Regions from separate parts of the Homo sapiens genome. Here regions 2 and 3 are each linked to region 1. Evidence: chromatin contacts called from ENCODE Hi-C or POLR2A ChIA-PET data. All regions are on one chromosome and are shown on one strand. The core of a region is the stretch at or near the end of the contact, and the rest is flanking DNA. Distances in the headings are between cores, read along the strand shown. Region 1 holds the start of VTI1A (vesicle transport through interaction with t-SNAREs 1A). Region 2 holds the start of TRUB1 (TruB pseudouridine synthase family member 1). Region 3 overlaps ABLIM1 (actin binding LIM protein 1).

The links. A loop is a pair of places that touch in the nucleus more often than their neighbours do. ChIA-PET counts read pairs that join two places held with the same protein, here RNA polymerase II (POLR2A). Pooled maps may share reads with other maps.
Region 2: a map of CD8-positive, alpha-beta T cell shows a loop between it and region 1 (19-fold over the local background). The contact joins the promoter of TRUB1 here to the promoter of VTI1A in region 1. A Hi-C loop is called at or near these places in 2 of 168 maps with a recorded cell type or tissue (both CD8-positive, alpha-beta T cell) and 8 of 50 pooled maps. POLR2A ChIA-PET finds 5 or more read pairs at or near these places in 1 of 52 experiments (activated B cell).
Region 3: a map of naive thymus-derived CD4-positive, alpha-beta T cell shows a loop between it and region 1 (12-fold over the local background). The contact joins the enhancer-like site here to the promoter of VTI1A in region 1. A Hi-C loop is called at or near these places in 1 of 168 maps with a recorded cell type or tissue (naive thymus-derived CD4-positive, alpha-beta T cell) and 5 of 50 pooled maps. POLR2A ChIA-PET finds 5 or more read pairs at or near these places in 1 of 52 experiments (naive thymus-derived CD4-positive, alpha-beta T cell).

Annotation. Positions count from the first base shown.
Region 1 is chr10:112,444,732-112,449,815 of GRCh38, forward strand. VTI1A (vesicle transport through interaction with t-SNAREs 1A) reads left to right here and starts at 2,484. Exons shown (of 8, transcript NM_145206.4): 1 at 2,484-2,736. The coding sequence starts at 2,643. ZDHHC6 (zDHHC palmitoyltransferase 6) reads right to left here and starts at 2,183. Exons shown (of 11, transcript NM_022494.3): 1 at 1,974-2,183; 2 at 439-919. The coding sequence starts at 705. RefSeq lists enhancers at 1,970-2,089, 2,290-2,549.
Region 2 is chr10:114,935,251-114,940,334 of GRCh38, forward strand. TRUB1 (TruB pseudouridine synthase family member 1) reads left to right here and starts at 2,945. Exons shown (of 8, transcript NM_139169.5): 1 at 2,945-3,289. The coding sequence starts at 3,004. RefSeq lists an enhancer at 2,777-3,316.
Region 3 is chr10:114,538,383-114,543,466 of GRCh38, forward strand. The region is part of intron 6 of ABLIM1 (actin binding LIM protein 1); the gene reads right to left. Among named protein-coding and RNA genes, the nearest start is that of ABLIM1, 120 kb to the right of the region's middle. RefSeq lists enhancers at 2,771-2,820, 3,171-3,350. Within about 2 kb of position 2,794, at least 18 of the 41 ENCODE cell types and tissues checked have a DNase peak (open chromatin) inside an H3K27ac peak, as active enhancers do.

The DNA.
Region 1 (5,084 bases), core at 1,234-3,733:
ATGTTATATTTTCAGTGCAATGATTTTAAAACTTTATGATTTAAACCAGCAGTTTCTAAAGCGTTTTTCTCAGTTCTAAGGGATGTTAATGTATTACATGAAAAAAGGTACTACAGCCAAACCTCACTGTGTATGACATGTGATGTTTCCTAAACTTTTGACCATGAACCTATCCCACCTCCACCCCACCTCCATCTTTTTTTTAATGCAGAGCAAATATTCAATAAAATTGCTTTGGAAAATGCTATTTTGGATCAATGTGTTCAAACAGATATGAAATAAAGTCTCCGAGCCTAAATGATCAGTGATTAGAGTAATATACTTAGTCTCTGTGAGGACAAACAGTAGGCTGTGTTTGGTATTATTGGTTAGTAGATAAGGCAAAAACCAAATATACGATTATCATTAAAGTTCATTGTCTTACAGAATCTTTCTTACCGGTTTCCACCCCAGAGGGACAAAGCCCGGACCGACAAACATGGCATTGAAGTAATTATAAAGAATCATGACAGTCCAATTTATCAACATGATGAAATTCACACTTCCTCCAGTTGTATGTAAGGGCCAATACCACAACACAGAGTCAATCATGGCCATGGTAGAACATATTGCTATAACACCAAGGGCTATGATGGGACCCCAGTGACACAGTCTCTTTAATTCTTGTAGATTTTCAAACTTGATAACCGAACAGAATGTACCCATTTTGGCAAGGAAGAATGCCTTCCTACTTTAAAAGAATTATAGATTTCCTTTTTCTGTGCGCACATTTCCATGTGCCACAAGTCCATGTGTGTTCTTTAATTGTCATGCCTTCAAGCTGTGAACTGTTAACGCAGATTACACCATTTTCACTGTCAGGCACCCAAAGCTCTTTATCTTAACTAGGAGAATCCAGTGTCTTGGTCTGAAACCCAACCTAAAGAAAACAAAATGGGAAAGTTCAGTTAAAACAAAACAAAACAAAACCTTTATTGCATACCATACTTGTTAACTACAATAAACACCTACACAACAGCATCTCACAAGTGCACTACACTTTGGGATGCATATCTTGTCAAATGTCAAAAAGAACTACTTTTGACTTATCCAAAATATGGTACAAGTTTGAATGGCATGCAAACTGGATACACGATTCCAAAATAGTTTTTTTTATTCCTTCTCCGCTTGTCAGGGGACTGTCACCATCCAACGCTTAGTGAATAGTTTGAGAAGACAAAGAATTTTAGGACCTTAGAGTTGATCTAATTCAGTTTCCTTCTTCATAGAACAGAAATTGTCTTAGAGAGGCTGAGTGATTAGACCAAGGTCACAAGTAACAGGTGAACCAGAATAGAAGGCAAGTCAACGACCTCCCTTTATGAAATTCTAAGCTGCCTCTTATGAAGTCTTGAATTAAGCCAAGTATGAGTCAGACATGGTCTATGCCATTTGCCTGCAGTCTCCTCCACCCCGCCACCCAAACATCAAGAGAACAGTCAATTTGGCCCAAAAGTAAAGGAGCGACAGTGAAAGCAAAGAGAGCATGCAAGGAAAGGAAGGGAGGAGATAGAGCGAGAGTGTGTGTGGTGTGTGTGAAATTATGACCAGAAGAGTATATGAGAAGAACCTGAATTAGAAGATTCGAGGGAAGAAAGAAGAGGAAGTGCCTCCAGGAGCGAGGGAAATGGAAGGCAGGGCGGCGAGCTCCGGAGAGATTTGTGGAAGGGCATCTCTGCCTGGACTGGATCTGAAGATCTGGAAGAGGATCTGAGCTACATGGATAATACAGACTACCACGCAGCAGACGCTGTTGACTTGTGCCTCAGTTTCCCGCCCGAGTCATGGAGCAGAGGGCTTAGAAATAAATCCTCACCCAAGGAAGAAATATCCTGGTAAGCCAGGTTGGTCTCAACATTCAGGAGAGCCTGCTCCCACTCTGGTGGGACAAAGACCACCAAAATCGTGCTTATATTCCCTGCCTTGACTCCCACCTCAGTGTGGTCCCTGGTGTCTGCTCCTCAGCCATCGCATATCCGGGGCGGCCTGGGCTCACCCGGAACAGATTTTTTCCTCCTTGGATGACTCCGTCATGGACACCTCAGCCCAGGACAAGCAGAGAGCAAACCCTGGCAGCGAGAGGCTGGAGTGCGGGACCTGCTACAAGCCGAGCACCTCTCGGCCAGCGCCCTCGCCAGGACTCTCCCGCTCAGGCCCCCTGCGCAGTCTCTGTTACTGTCACTTCCGGAGGTTCGCCGCCTCAAACCTCCCTCCGGAAGCAAGCTGCTGTGCCTTGTAGCGTGTGGATCCGGAGCCGATTCCCAGAACACGAAGGGGGGAAAAAACGCTTCTAATGATCCCTCAGAACTTGCATATTTTCATACGCTTTTCTGGGGGGAGGCACTAATTGGGGCGCTTTTCCTTTGCGAACTTACTTATCTTAAAGTCGGAGCGGAAAATAAAGCACGCACGCAACCCAATTTCCGGAGAACCGAGATTGCGACGAACAACCAGGAAGCGGCTGGGTTGAGAGCTGTCCCCGGTTCTCCGTTCTGCTCTCGGGGGCACCTTCCGGGGTTCCTAAGCCGCGGGGCCCCTCGCTGCCCCTCGAGGCCCTTTCCCTGACCTAGGCTTTGGCCTGGGCTACTCGTTCCGGAGCCGCCATGTCGTCCGACTTCGAAGGTTACGAGCAGGACTTCGCGGTGCTCACTGCAGAGATCACCAGCAAGATTGCGAGGGTCCCACGACTCCCGCCTGGTGAGAGCCTTGCCCGGCTGGACGAGGGTGCTGGGGAGAGCTGGGAGGGTGCGGGCGGTGGAACGCCGCCCGAGTAAGTGTGTCTATGAGGCGCGAGGCTGGAGTGGGTGGTGCCGGCTGTTCCCAGGAGGGATACGGCTTGGCTTGGTTGAGGGTAAGGAGTCAAGTTCGGGTGTGGGGTGCCGTGAAAAGAGCCTTCGGAATCTGAGCCATCTGAGTTCGAATCCCGGCTCTACCTTCTTGTAACTTGCATAACCTGGAAACGTTTCTTAACGTCTTAAGAGTCTTAATGTTTTCATTTGTAAATTATAGACATGTGAGTATTCAAAGAAAATGAATGAAAGTATGTAGCCTATGGATCTACAATCTACAGCGGCGTTGTTGTGTTAGTAATAATATTGTTATAATTATATGCGGCAAAATAGAGGTAAGAATCAGGGTGCCTAGATTCAAATCCTACCTCTGTCACTTAGAAGTTGTGCCTCTTAACCCGGGAGGCGGAGGTTGCAGTGAGCCAAGATCTCGCCATTGCACTCCAGCCTAGGCAACAAGAGTGAAACTCCGTCTCAAATAAATAAATAAAATAAAAGTTGTGCCTCTTAAACAGACTTCTTAGTCTCTTTCAACTTTCCTTCTTAGTAAATGGGGGAAAATTGTACTTCTCTCATGGGGTTGTTAGGTAGATTAAATTTATATAACATATTTAAAGTCACTTTTGGTGTTGTTAGTTGCTGTATTAGCATTAGTATTTTTCATACCCCCCACCCCCATTTCTTGTTTCTCATCCTTCTTGGGGATTTATTGTATAACCCAGTTTCATGTAAAACTTGGTACAAGATAATTTTTCACACTTAAAAATTTCACATCTCCCATCTGGAAATGTTTTTGTTTTTGTGTTTCCTTTTGTGTTTTAGCACATCTTATTTTCTATGCTAGACTGTCAACTATGTGAAGGTGGGAGCTGTGTCTGATTTCCTTGGCGTTTACTTATTAGGGGCTCAGGAAAATAAGTGAATGAGCAGGTGAATATAAATATGATCTTTTGTAACTATGGTTTGTACAATGTTGATTCGGGGACTATCTTTCTCTACAGATTAGAGTAGTTAGTTACAGAAAAGGGTTTTACATTTTTGTTTAGTTTTGTTAGGGAAATTGAACCATCATCTGGCTGCTAGACTTGTCCCTACCCTAGCTCCAGGATATAAAGTGTAGAAAGGTGGATGTGCTCATTAATCTGCGGATTGGTGGGCACTTCACTTGCCCACTTGTCCTGGTACTAGCAATAATTTCTCCCGGACCTAAGTTGTCATTCCTCTTTCCCTTTCCCTACTTCCCCCAAAACTTATGTGTTTATAAGTAATTTTCTTCCCTTATTTCTTTGTTTTTCTTCCCCTCACCTATTTTCTGTTAATAGGGATATTTGCTTGAAGCCAGGATCTCTGAACTTATACCCCACTCATCTCCTGAAGTCCCCAGTTAGTTCTGGAGGAGATGGATGATGTCTTAAAGAGGTTTATGAGTCCAAGTAAGGGAACAAGAGGAGAGAACCAAGGTAGTATATACCACCAAGCTCTGCTGCCTCAGAGATTTTTGTGTCGAAAGTGGCTGATGGCCTCATCTCTTCATGATACATCACCTCGCCTCTTCTCTTCAGTTCTGCTTTTCTCCACTGCCGGAGATCGTCTTGATTTTTGTTATTGTTGGAGACTACTTCCTTTGAATTGAGTCCCAGAGCCTCAGAGTATCAGGACTTGTGGTTCCAGTTAGAGTTTTACTCATTTTTAATTGTAATTGTTTTAGCAGTAGAAACATTTCTTTGGGTTATTAGTTTTTGTATTGGGAAGCTGTTTTACAAGGTAACAAAATCATCCTTGGATGCAAAGTTGTAAATTTCCAAGAAAACAGATCGTGTTACAATTTTTTTCTTGCCTTTATATTTTAATGTGACAATTCTTAACACATAGAAGGAAACTTTTTGAATTCAGTACCTTAAAAATAAAACTGGGCAGAGCCCGGTGGCTCATGCCTATAATCCCAAAACTTTGGGAGGCCGAGGCAGACGGATCACCTGAGGTCGGGAGTTTGAGACCAGCCTGGCCAACATGGAGAAACCCTGTCTCTACTAAAAATACAAAACTAGCTGGGCGTGGTGGCACATGCCTGTAACTCCAGCTGCTCAGGAGGCTGAGGCAGGAGAATCGCTTGAACCTGGGAGGTGGAGGTTGCGATGAGCTGAGATTGCGCCATTGCACTCCAGCCTGGGCGACAAGAGCGAAACTGTCTCAATAAATAAATAAATTAAAAAAAAACTATGTCTTTCCTTAGCTGTAGTATTATATAAGGCCCAA
Region 2 (5,084 bases), core at 1,695-4,194, 2.5 Mb after region 1:
CACGAGGGGTCCACTCCTGTGACCCAATCACCTACCACCAGGCCCAACCTCCAACACTGGGAGCTAAACCATTCACGAGGGGTCCACTCCTGTGACCCAATCACCTACCACCAGGCCCAACCTCCAACACTGGGAGCTAAACCATTCACGAGGGGTCCACTCCTGTGACCCAATCACCTACCACCAGGCCCAACCTCCAACACTGGGAGCTAAACCATTCACGAGGGGTCCACTCCTGTGACCCAATCACCTACCACCAGGCCCAACCTCCAACACTGGGAGCTAAACCATTCACGAGGGGTCCACTCCTGTGATCCAATCACCTACCACCAGGCCCAACCTCCAACACTGGGAGCTAAACCATTCACGAGGGGTCCACTCCTGTGATCCAATCACCTACCACCAGGCCCAACCTCCAACACTGGGAGCTAAACCATTCATGAGGGGTCCACTCCTGTGATCCAATCACCTACCACCAGGCCCAACCTCCAACACTGGGAGCTAAACCATTCATGAGGGGTCCACTCCTGTGATCCAATCACCTACCACCAGGCCCAACCTCCAACACTGGGAATCACGTTTCAACATGAGATTTGGAGGGAACCAACATCCGAATCATTTTCATGGTATGTCAGGTGAGATGTGCCATGGAAAAAAATAAAGCCAGAAAGTTAGCTAGGAAAGTGCCATGGTAGAGGGATAGAAAGAGGGAGGTATTATGTTCTGTAGGTGGTCAGGAGTGACTTCATCCAGAAGATTTTTGGAATTGGATCAAAATAGGATGGTTTAAAACAAGGATGTGGAATGAAGAGTTAGAATAAAAGGCCTGTTAGAAACAGGAAAGAGGAATAAAGACACAAGTGGGCCAGGCGTGATGGCTCGTGCCTGTAATCCCAGCACTTTGGGAGGCCGAGGCAGGCGGATCACCTGAGGTTGGGAGTTCATGACCAGCCTGACCAACATGGAGAAACCCCGTCCCTACTAAAAATACAAAATTAGCTGGGCATGGTGCCACATGCCTGTAATCCCACCTACTCAGGAGTCTGAGGCAGGAGAATCATTTGAACCCGGGAGGCGGAGGTTGCAGTGAGCTGAGATTGTGCCACTGCACTCCAGCCTGGGCAACAAGAGTGAAACTCTGTCTCAAAAAAAAAAAAAAAAAAAAAAAAGACACAAGTGAGTAGCATAAAAGAAGGATGTGCAGCTAGAGACAGAGAACTTTCTAGGTTCTGAATAGTGTGTCAGTGTATTTCTGATAAATCTTCTCCCCCTGTGCCCCCAAGCTGGTATGAATCAGTTTTCTGTTGACCAAAGAGCCCAAACTCATACATGTATTGGAGCAAAAAAAACCTGTGAATTCAAGGCCTGCCCAATGTGGGAGATGTTGATTACCTTAGAAAAACAAAGCTTGGTGCTTCTGATCCCAAGAATGCCGATATAATAGCAGAGTAGCATTAATTTTGTTGTGTCCTAGCATCCCAGAAATCAAACATGCAAGAAATATACATTTCTTCATTTTCTTTAAATCAGATTAACTCTGGTCCTACACTGGGCTGATGGAAAATTCAAATATAAGCATCATATGTTACCCCTAGTTCTGTTCTCCCTCTGCATCCCTCACCCCCAGAGCCACAAGAGAAATAGGGAGGCTTGCTGATGTCCGGACAATTGGGAAAAGGCCTCTAATCTCCAAGTGCCTTGGAGTCATCCAAGTCATCATTGATCAAGCCTTGCAACCTTCCCTGCAAGTCCCTGGCTCTCTGCTTCCATGGCACAAGAATAGAGAACTCTTTCCTGAGGCTAATGGACACCATGCTCCTTTGGGTGCAGTCATCCCTTCTGAAGTCACAACATCTTTGTGGAAAAATTAACATCTTGAAGCAGGGCCAGGTGTCCACTAATCCTGTGATATGCCAATCTTTTCAGTTAGCTTAGGCTTTTATAATAGACCACAAGAGTAAGTGACTTCCTTCTAGGAGTTTCAGCTTTCCACCCTGAAAAAACTCCCTCAAAGATTTTTTTTTCCTTTTAATAAATTGTTCTGCCATGTGTCTGTTGCACGAATGGGTGCAAGTTCAAATGGGACCCCATAACTGGTGATTGTGAGCAGCTAAGGGGCATCACTAAAATACTAGATATTAAAGTCCAAGAGTATGATGAGGACAAAGAGTGGTTGTAAAGAAACCTAAAAAACAATGAGGGCAAACTTTATCTGTCTCACAATAGTTATGATAGCATTTAATGTTTCTGGTGCAGAAGTAATTTTTCTCCACTCTGCCTTGTGCTGGAATCAAAACAATATTCCTCAATCTTGTTAGGGAGTGAATAACTTTTAGGGAGAAGGTCTCAAATGGGAAGTGGTTTAAAGTTTATGAATTGCAAGAATACCTTTTGATATCTAAACAAAGTGTACTAAGGAATTCAACCCACAGAAGAGCTGATATTCAAAATCAGAATTATTAAAAATTGTAGTGGGGTCAGTGGGGGTTTGGGGAGGGTGAACAGGAGTGCATGAAGAGCATCAAAATAAGCACAAGTGATTTACCATTGGCTTGGTTTCTTCGGGGAATTTGAAGAATTCATACTTATTTATACGTTTTCAAATATTTATTTAAGTGCCTACAACATGTGAGGCATTTGGGAATGTCTCAGTTAACGTGGTACATAAGTTCCTTGCTCTAATAGAGCTCACATTTGGATGTCTTCTAATTCTGAACCTGAATGTAAGAGCACAATACAATCAATGAAGCAGTGAGCCCAGGAAGCCATGGATCTTCACAAGCCTCAGGAAAAGTCAACATTTAAAATTTTCTATTTAAAGTCCAAGGGCACAGCAAGCTCTTGGTCTATATGGGAAGGCCATGGACTACAATTCCCACAAGTCCGTGCGACCTCTCCGTTCTGCGCAGCTTCGCGGTATGAGGAAGAGGGTCCTGTCAGGCGCACTCTTGTTGCATCATCAGCGTGCACCTCCACGATGAAACAGGTCTGGGCTACAAAAGTATGGCCGCTTCTGAGGCGGCGGTGGTGTCTTCGCCGTCTTTGAAAACAGACACATCCCCTGTCCTTGAAACTGCAGGAACGGTCGCAGCAATGGCTGCGACCCCGTCAGCAAGGGCTGCAGCCGCGGTGGTTGCGGCCGCGGCCAGGACCGGATCCGAAGCCAGGGTCTCCAAGGCCGCTTTGGCTACCAAGCTGCTGTCCTTGAGCGGCGTGTTCGCCGTGCACAAGCCCAAAGGGCCCACTTCAGCCGAGCTGCTGAATCGGTTGAAGGAGAAGCTGCTGGCAGGTACTGCAGCCCGGGTGGGGACCAGGCTGAGGCGGTCGCTGCGAGAGGGGAAGCACATTAGGCTTTTTGCGACGCTCGTGATTCAAGAGACAAAAGGAGGGGAAAGGGAGACTGACCATTGAATTAGCTCTGGACAGGAATCTCGGGCATCTCGGGCTTGGACTTGCCCTGGCACGAACTCTTGTAGCCTACTTGGCAGTTGTAGTTCTCAACGGGAGGAAAAAAATCCCGTACTTACACAATAAAACCCTGCCCTTGGGCGTGCAGACCTGTTTTCTGTAATCTGATCGATCCCTCAGGAGGCTTTTGTTGGGTTCATGTGGATGAACCCCAAAAGGAAGTACTGGTTCTGCACCCCTAAAGTTGCATTCCTCAAAATGTATTGGAAATGCAGATATACTTCGTTAACCAAGACTTAATATAGTCGTTTTCACATTTTAATGGGCCTAACAATTACTTAGAGTCTCTTGTACAAATACAGATTCCTAATCCCTGCCCTGTCCGAGATTGTGATTCGGAGAGTTCGGGGTATTTTTAGGAAACTGCAATTCTAAATAGTTGCTCCAGGTGATTCCAGTGTAAGTAGTTTATGGACCACATTTGAGGAACACTAAATATAACTTGGCCACTAAGCTGAGAGTGTTCATTTTATTGATTCGTTTATTCACGTACACTGGGAAAATAGTAGAAAAGCCTAGAGAATCACCCCGTTAATCAGCTCGGATGATTTCACACATAAAGCATCCAGGATCCTTAAGTTCATTGGACATATACAATAAGCCAGGTCTGTGCTAGCCTATAGAGACTTGAAGATGAAAGATAACTCTCTTACCTTAACTGAGCTGATAGCCTAGTAATTTCTGCACCTTGTGGTGGTAAAACTAGTTAGTTAGGTTATTCAAGGCCCTCCAGAGTTTGGCCGTATTCTGTCTCGCCATTAAACCAGTAACAGGGACTTTCTTACATTGTTTAGTGTCCCATGGAAAACTTTACACTTTAAAAAAATGCAAAAACAAATTATTCTGATGGGAATTATAACTGACAGTACAGATTTAAGTGTTTATGGGCAAATAGGTACACTCCTGCAGATGTTTAATTCCAGTATCACGACTACTTATTCTTTTATTAAAGTTTTGCTTTGTTGCCTGAAAGTATGGGTCATACAGAGGACGTCAAAGTGAGGAATTGCATCAAGGATATGTATTGTGGTATCATCATAGTTTTTTAGTTTTCCTTCATAGAACTGCTGCTTTCCTGATTTGTTAGCTAAACTCTGGGTTTCTTTTCTTTTTTTTTTTTTTTTATCCTTAAGGTAATGATTACCATTCTTTCAGACAAGTTTCTGACAAAGCCATATTCTGGCCTTCTGGCTAATCTGCCTCTAAGAACTGAAGTTTCTTGTTGAATCTTGGTTAAAATGTTTCAAGGCTCTTGCTAGGCTAGAACCTTTAGCTAGAGACATTCTCATTATCCTCGATTTCTATATTGCTTGTGATTGGCCTATTTTGTATTTATGTTAGTTAGGCTAGGGCTTTCCAAATGTCATTGTAATTGGCTGTCAGAATTGCTTGGGAAGTTTTTGTTTTTGTTTTTGTTTTTGAGATGGAGTTTCGCTGTTGTTGCCCAGGCTGGAGTGCAATGGCAAGATCTCGGCTCACTGCAACCTTCCCCTCCTGGGTTCAAGTGATTCTCCTGCCTCAGCCTCCCAAGTAGCTGGGATTACAGGCATGCACCACCATGCCCAGCTAATTTTGTATTTTTGGTAGAGACGGGGTTTCTCCATGTTGGTCAGGCT
Region 3 (5,084 bases), core at 1,544-4,043, 2.1 Mb after region 1:
AGATAAAGACAGGGGAGGGTGGCCTCGTAGGGCAGAATGGACAGGCATTCCAGGGTCTAGAGGACTTCCCTCGGCTCCATCTGAGGCTCTTTCTTATGTGGTGGGTGTACAGGCTGTCACAGACATCACTGCACGTTCCCAGAGAGCACAGGTAGCACAGTAAATACCACGAGACACAAGGACAGGTGCCACCAGCCCGCCCAGAAAGACTAGATGAACCCAGGCCAACTGATTTCTGGGTGCGGTGATGTGAGGAAAGGGAAATCGTGGGACTCAGAGCCCCGCCCTCTCCCTCTGTGGTCAGAATGCACATAAGACAACTTTCCTTTCAGGGAGGAGAACAAAAGAATGCTCCCGTGCAGCCTGGCAGGTGCCTGCTCAGGGAAGTACCACTCTGCAGTGTGGGACGAGGGCCGAGCGCCTTTGTCCTGAGTGAACCAGTGCAGTGCTCCATGCACACAGGTAGCCCCTGGGGGCATAGGAATTGCATAAGACAGCTTGAGAGGCCAAGAGAAAGTCAAGCCCACCCTTCCTTAGTCTGTTGGTAAAACAGCCCAAGACTAGGGGAAGAACACATGGGACAAAACCTTTTCCTTTACCCTCCAGGCTTCTGTTTTCAGTTTGACTTTTGCTTTTTTTTCCAAACACTTGTCAAGAATAGATTCAACCTCTATCTAATCCAAAGAGGTATGGGGCTGGGCGCAGTGGCTCACGCCTATAATCCCAGCACTTTGGGAGGCCAAGGCGGGCAGATCACCTGAGGTCAGGAGTTCAGGACCAGCCTGGCCAACGTGGTGAAACCCCATCTCTACTAAAAATACAAAAATTAACTGGGCATGGTGGCGTGCACCTGTAATACCAGCTACTTAGGAGGGTGAGACAGGCGAATCACTTGAACCCAGGAGGTGGGGGGTGCAGTGAGCTGAGATCATACCACTGCACTCCAGCCTGGGCAACAAAGCAAGACTCTGTCTCAAACAACAACAACAACAAAAAAGAGGTATAGGAAGTATTACATTAAGAGTGTGGTGTTCCAGAGAAGATTCCATATCTTAAGAAAGCACCATCAAAAACAATCTACTTTTAGCTATGTGCCTAGAGATGGTTATACCTTTGTAAACAGAGACCAAGAAACTCAGTTGCTGTCTTACTTAAATTTAGGGTTGGAGATATGAGACTAACCCCCTTATAAATTTGGGAGTCCTTACTTGATTACACCCACCATGAGCTGCCTTCATTTTGAAACTAGCTGTTGCTGTTGATAATAACAACCATTTTGTTGCTGTTTCTTTTCTTTATGAGGCTAGCAGGTAACCACCTGTACCCTGGAAAGGATGTCTGCTGGAGTGAGAGCTGTCCTAGGGCTATCTACCAAAGATGGGAAGAAATGCATTCCAAAGAGATGCCCCACTCCCCCATGACATTAGTGACCTAGGTCTGAAGTCTCTTCCAGCTTCCTGTTACCATTAGGCTGTTAGGCAGAAAGAAGGTGGGGGCAGGGGAAGGGGGAGGAGGAGGGGAGAAGGAAGCGGGAGAAGTTTGGAGAAAAGACGGAGAGAGCAAACTGGAGTATCTCACACTAATTTGCCCCTGCACTTCTTAATTAGGAGGCAGGTTGTAAATATCTTCAGAACTCTCCTAAATTTATAAGTTAATCAGCAGAAGCATTTGAAGATGTACCATTTATAGCAAGATCCCCCTAAAAAGAGAATCTTGCTGTCGAAAACAAAACTGAAAACAAGTGATGAGAAATCAAGCTACAATTTGAGTGTATGCTCTATGCTGAGTGTTACGTGCTGGTTTCCAGAAAAAAAGAACCATTGGTTCTGTCTGATCCCTTACAGCCAAGACATGAGAATTCTAGAACTCAGATCCTTAGAGCCGAAGGGACTCCGGGAGGTCTAGCAGCCCAAGTCTTGGAATTACACGTATATTTTCAATTCTTGCACTTAAAGAAAAGAAAACTGAGGCTCAAAGAAGTGGCAAGCCTTGCCCAAGGGGCCCCAGCTGGTGAGTACAGATTCAGATTGGCTGCCACCCAGAGCCTTTTCAACTGAGCCGCTGGTGCTCGGGCCCGTCTCCCCACCCGTTCAAGCTGATGTGATTTTCAGGGCTTACAAGGATTAAGGAATGACAGAGACAGAGAGAACTCGAGGGCTGCTGGAGGTTACATGCTAGTCCCTTTACCTGGGAAATGAAGACAGCCCCAAGAGGCTGAACAACCTGCCCCAAGTCACTCAGGAATGAGTGACACAGCCAGACCTGGAGCGTCTCTTCTCTATCATTGTCCAGTGACCTTTCTCTTTCTCAAAGGTCCCTCAGGTGTCTGGTGGCATCTCTGGTGACACCACACCTAGAGAGGCCTTAGGGTCCTCTTAGGGCTCAGTGAGTGTTAAATTAAAACCACACAGGGTCTGCAGGCCTCGCTGGGATGATACGTGCATGATTTCCCAGGCTTACTCAAGCAGCTTGAATGGTGACCCGATCATCACCAAAAGAGACTCCCTATCAATTCCCTGGAACCTGTGAATGCTAGCTTATTTGGGAGAAGAGTCTTTGCAGATGTAATTAAGCAAAGGATCTTGAGATGGTGAGGTCATCTTGGATTATCTGGGTGGGCCCTGAATCCAATGACAAGTGGCTTTACAGGAAAGAGGCAGAGGGAACTGTAACAGAGAAAAGGAGACAACACGCAAAAGGCGATGTGAAGACAAAGCCAGAGATTGGGAGGCTGCCACAAGTCAAGCAACACACAGAGCCATCGGAAACTGGGAGAGGCGAGGAAAGGCCCTTCACTAGAGCCTTCAGAGACAGCATTGCCTTGCCTGCACCTTGCTTTCAGACGTCTAACCTCAAGAACTGACAGAACTCAGTTTAAGAACTAACCTCAAGAACCTCAAGAACTGTTTAAGCTTGTTGCTTTAAGCCACCACTGCTACAGCTGACACAGAAAACTAATACATTTGTAAAGGGATAAAATAAATTCATCTGTGGATAAAATAAATATAAAAAACCCACAAAACCCCAAGGTTCACAGTATTTACAACAAATCCACCATCACAATATTTCACCACCACCAAGACCCAAGCATGAGAGGCCGAGGGAGGAGTGTGTGGAGACCGTCCTGCTTTGTGTTGGTAACCAAGCCAAACCGACTCACAAGCTGTCACACGTCAGTGTGATAACCCTGCAGGACGTTTTTCTAGCTCACACGCCCATCTAAGGACTACGTCTGCTGGGTGGAGGCTGAACATGGTGCAAACTACTCCCAGACGCCTCAACTCTGAAAGCCCCGCATGGAAAGTCTCCAAGTCTTAGGCCTCACAAAACGGCCTTCACAGAAACCTGAAGCCAATTTGAGAAGAGGTCTCTGCAGCCACAGTGAATGCCAAATGACTCAGGTCTTGAAGCAGAAAACAGAGTAAGCACATGTTTCTTCCAAATGGCATGTTCTTGGATCTAGCTTTATTTTAGATTTTCTTCCCCACAGCTGTTGAGCTAAATCTGAAGGGAATCAACACACACACACACACACACACACTCACACACTCAGACACACACACACACAGAGCCCTTTTCCCTCCCCAGCATGTTTTGGGGGAACACAGCTCCACATGTGGACTAAGAAGACTGCAAACACGGCTGTCACAAATGTGGGGACCACGTTCAGTATTTTCTCGTCTCTCTTTGTACAGCTGGACATCTGGGAAATCATTCTGATGTTCTATTGTTTCTTTTTATGAGGGCCAGGCTTGGTTGCTCATGCCTGTAATCTCAGCACTTTGGGAGGCTGAGGCAGGAGGATTGCCTGAGGCCAGGAGTTAGAGACCAGCCTGGACAATAGAGTGAGACTCCCGTTCTTTACAAAAAATAACAAAATCAGTTGGGTGTGATGGCATGCACCTGTAGTCCCAGCTACTCAGGGGGCTGTGCAGAAAGATAGCTTGAGCCCAGGAGTTCAAAGTTGCAGTGAGGTATGATTGTACCACTGCACTCCAGCCTGGGCAACAGAGCAAAACCTTGTCTCTAAAAAAAAAAAAGAAAGAAAGAAAAAAGAAAAAAAAAAAAGAAAAGAAGAAGATGATGATGAAGAAGGAAGAAAGATGAAAGAAGAAGGAAGAAAGAAGAAATTAGAAGGAAGAAAGGAAGAAGGAGGAGGGAGAAGGGAGGAGGAGGGAAGAGAAGGGAGGAGGACGAGGAGGAGGAGGAAGGAGGAAGAAGAAGAAAAAAGAAAGAGAAAGAAGAAGGAGGAGGAGAAGGAAATTTCCAAGTTGCCCCAACTCAACAGGTTTATTTCAGTCCTCCACAAGAGATCAAACTCAGGAATCCCAAGGGAAATGGCGTCAGGCCCCAATCAGGGCACTTCTGAGAAGAGCTCTCTGGGGAGGGATGAGGGATGGACTCAGGGCCAGGAGGGGAGGCACCAACCTCCTGTGCATCACACTCTGAGCGCTGTGATGGGACCGCTCGGACTCCAAGCTCCCCATCAGGTGGGTCCCATCCACCTTCTCCAACAGCCTTCCTGGGGATATGCTTCTTTCTCCCTGGTCAAGACACTAGTTTTGAAGTGTCCTTGGGTCAATAATTAAAGCTTTATTGGAAAGGCTATGAGAGAACTCTTTCCACCCTTCCTGTGTGTGCGGAGGGTGGGGGCCCATTTCTCAGGCTCCACTCCAGCTAGCACCACCATCATTTTGTGCCCAAAGTTCTGTAGTAGCCTCCTAGCTGGCCTGTCTCCACCCCAACTCCCTTCCCAGCCATTTAAAAAACATCTGAGCTGAAATGCACGTACTATAAAATTAAACATTTTAAAGTGAACAATTCAGTGGCACTTAGTACATTCATTCACAATGCTATGCAACCACCTCCTCTAATTCCAAAATATTTTCATCACCCCAAAAGGAAATCCTGTATCCATAAAGCAGTAATTTCCTATTTCCCCTTCCCCCAGCCTTTGGCAACTACCAATCTGCTTTCTATCTGTATGGATTTACCTATTCTAGATATTTTATATAAATGGCATCATACAATATGTGGCTTTTTGTGGCTGGTTTCTTTTACTTAAAGGCTCATCCTGTGGTTGG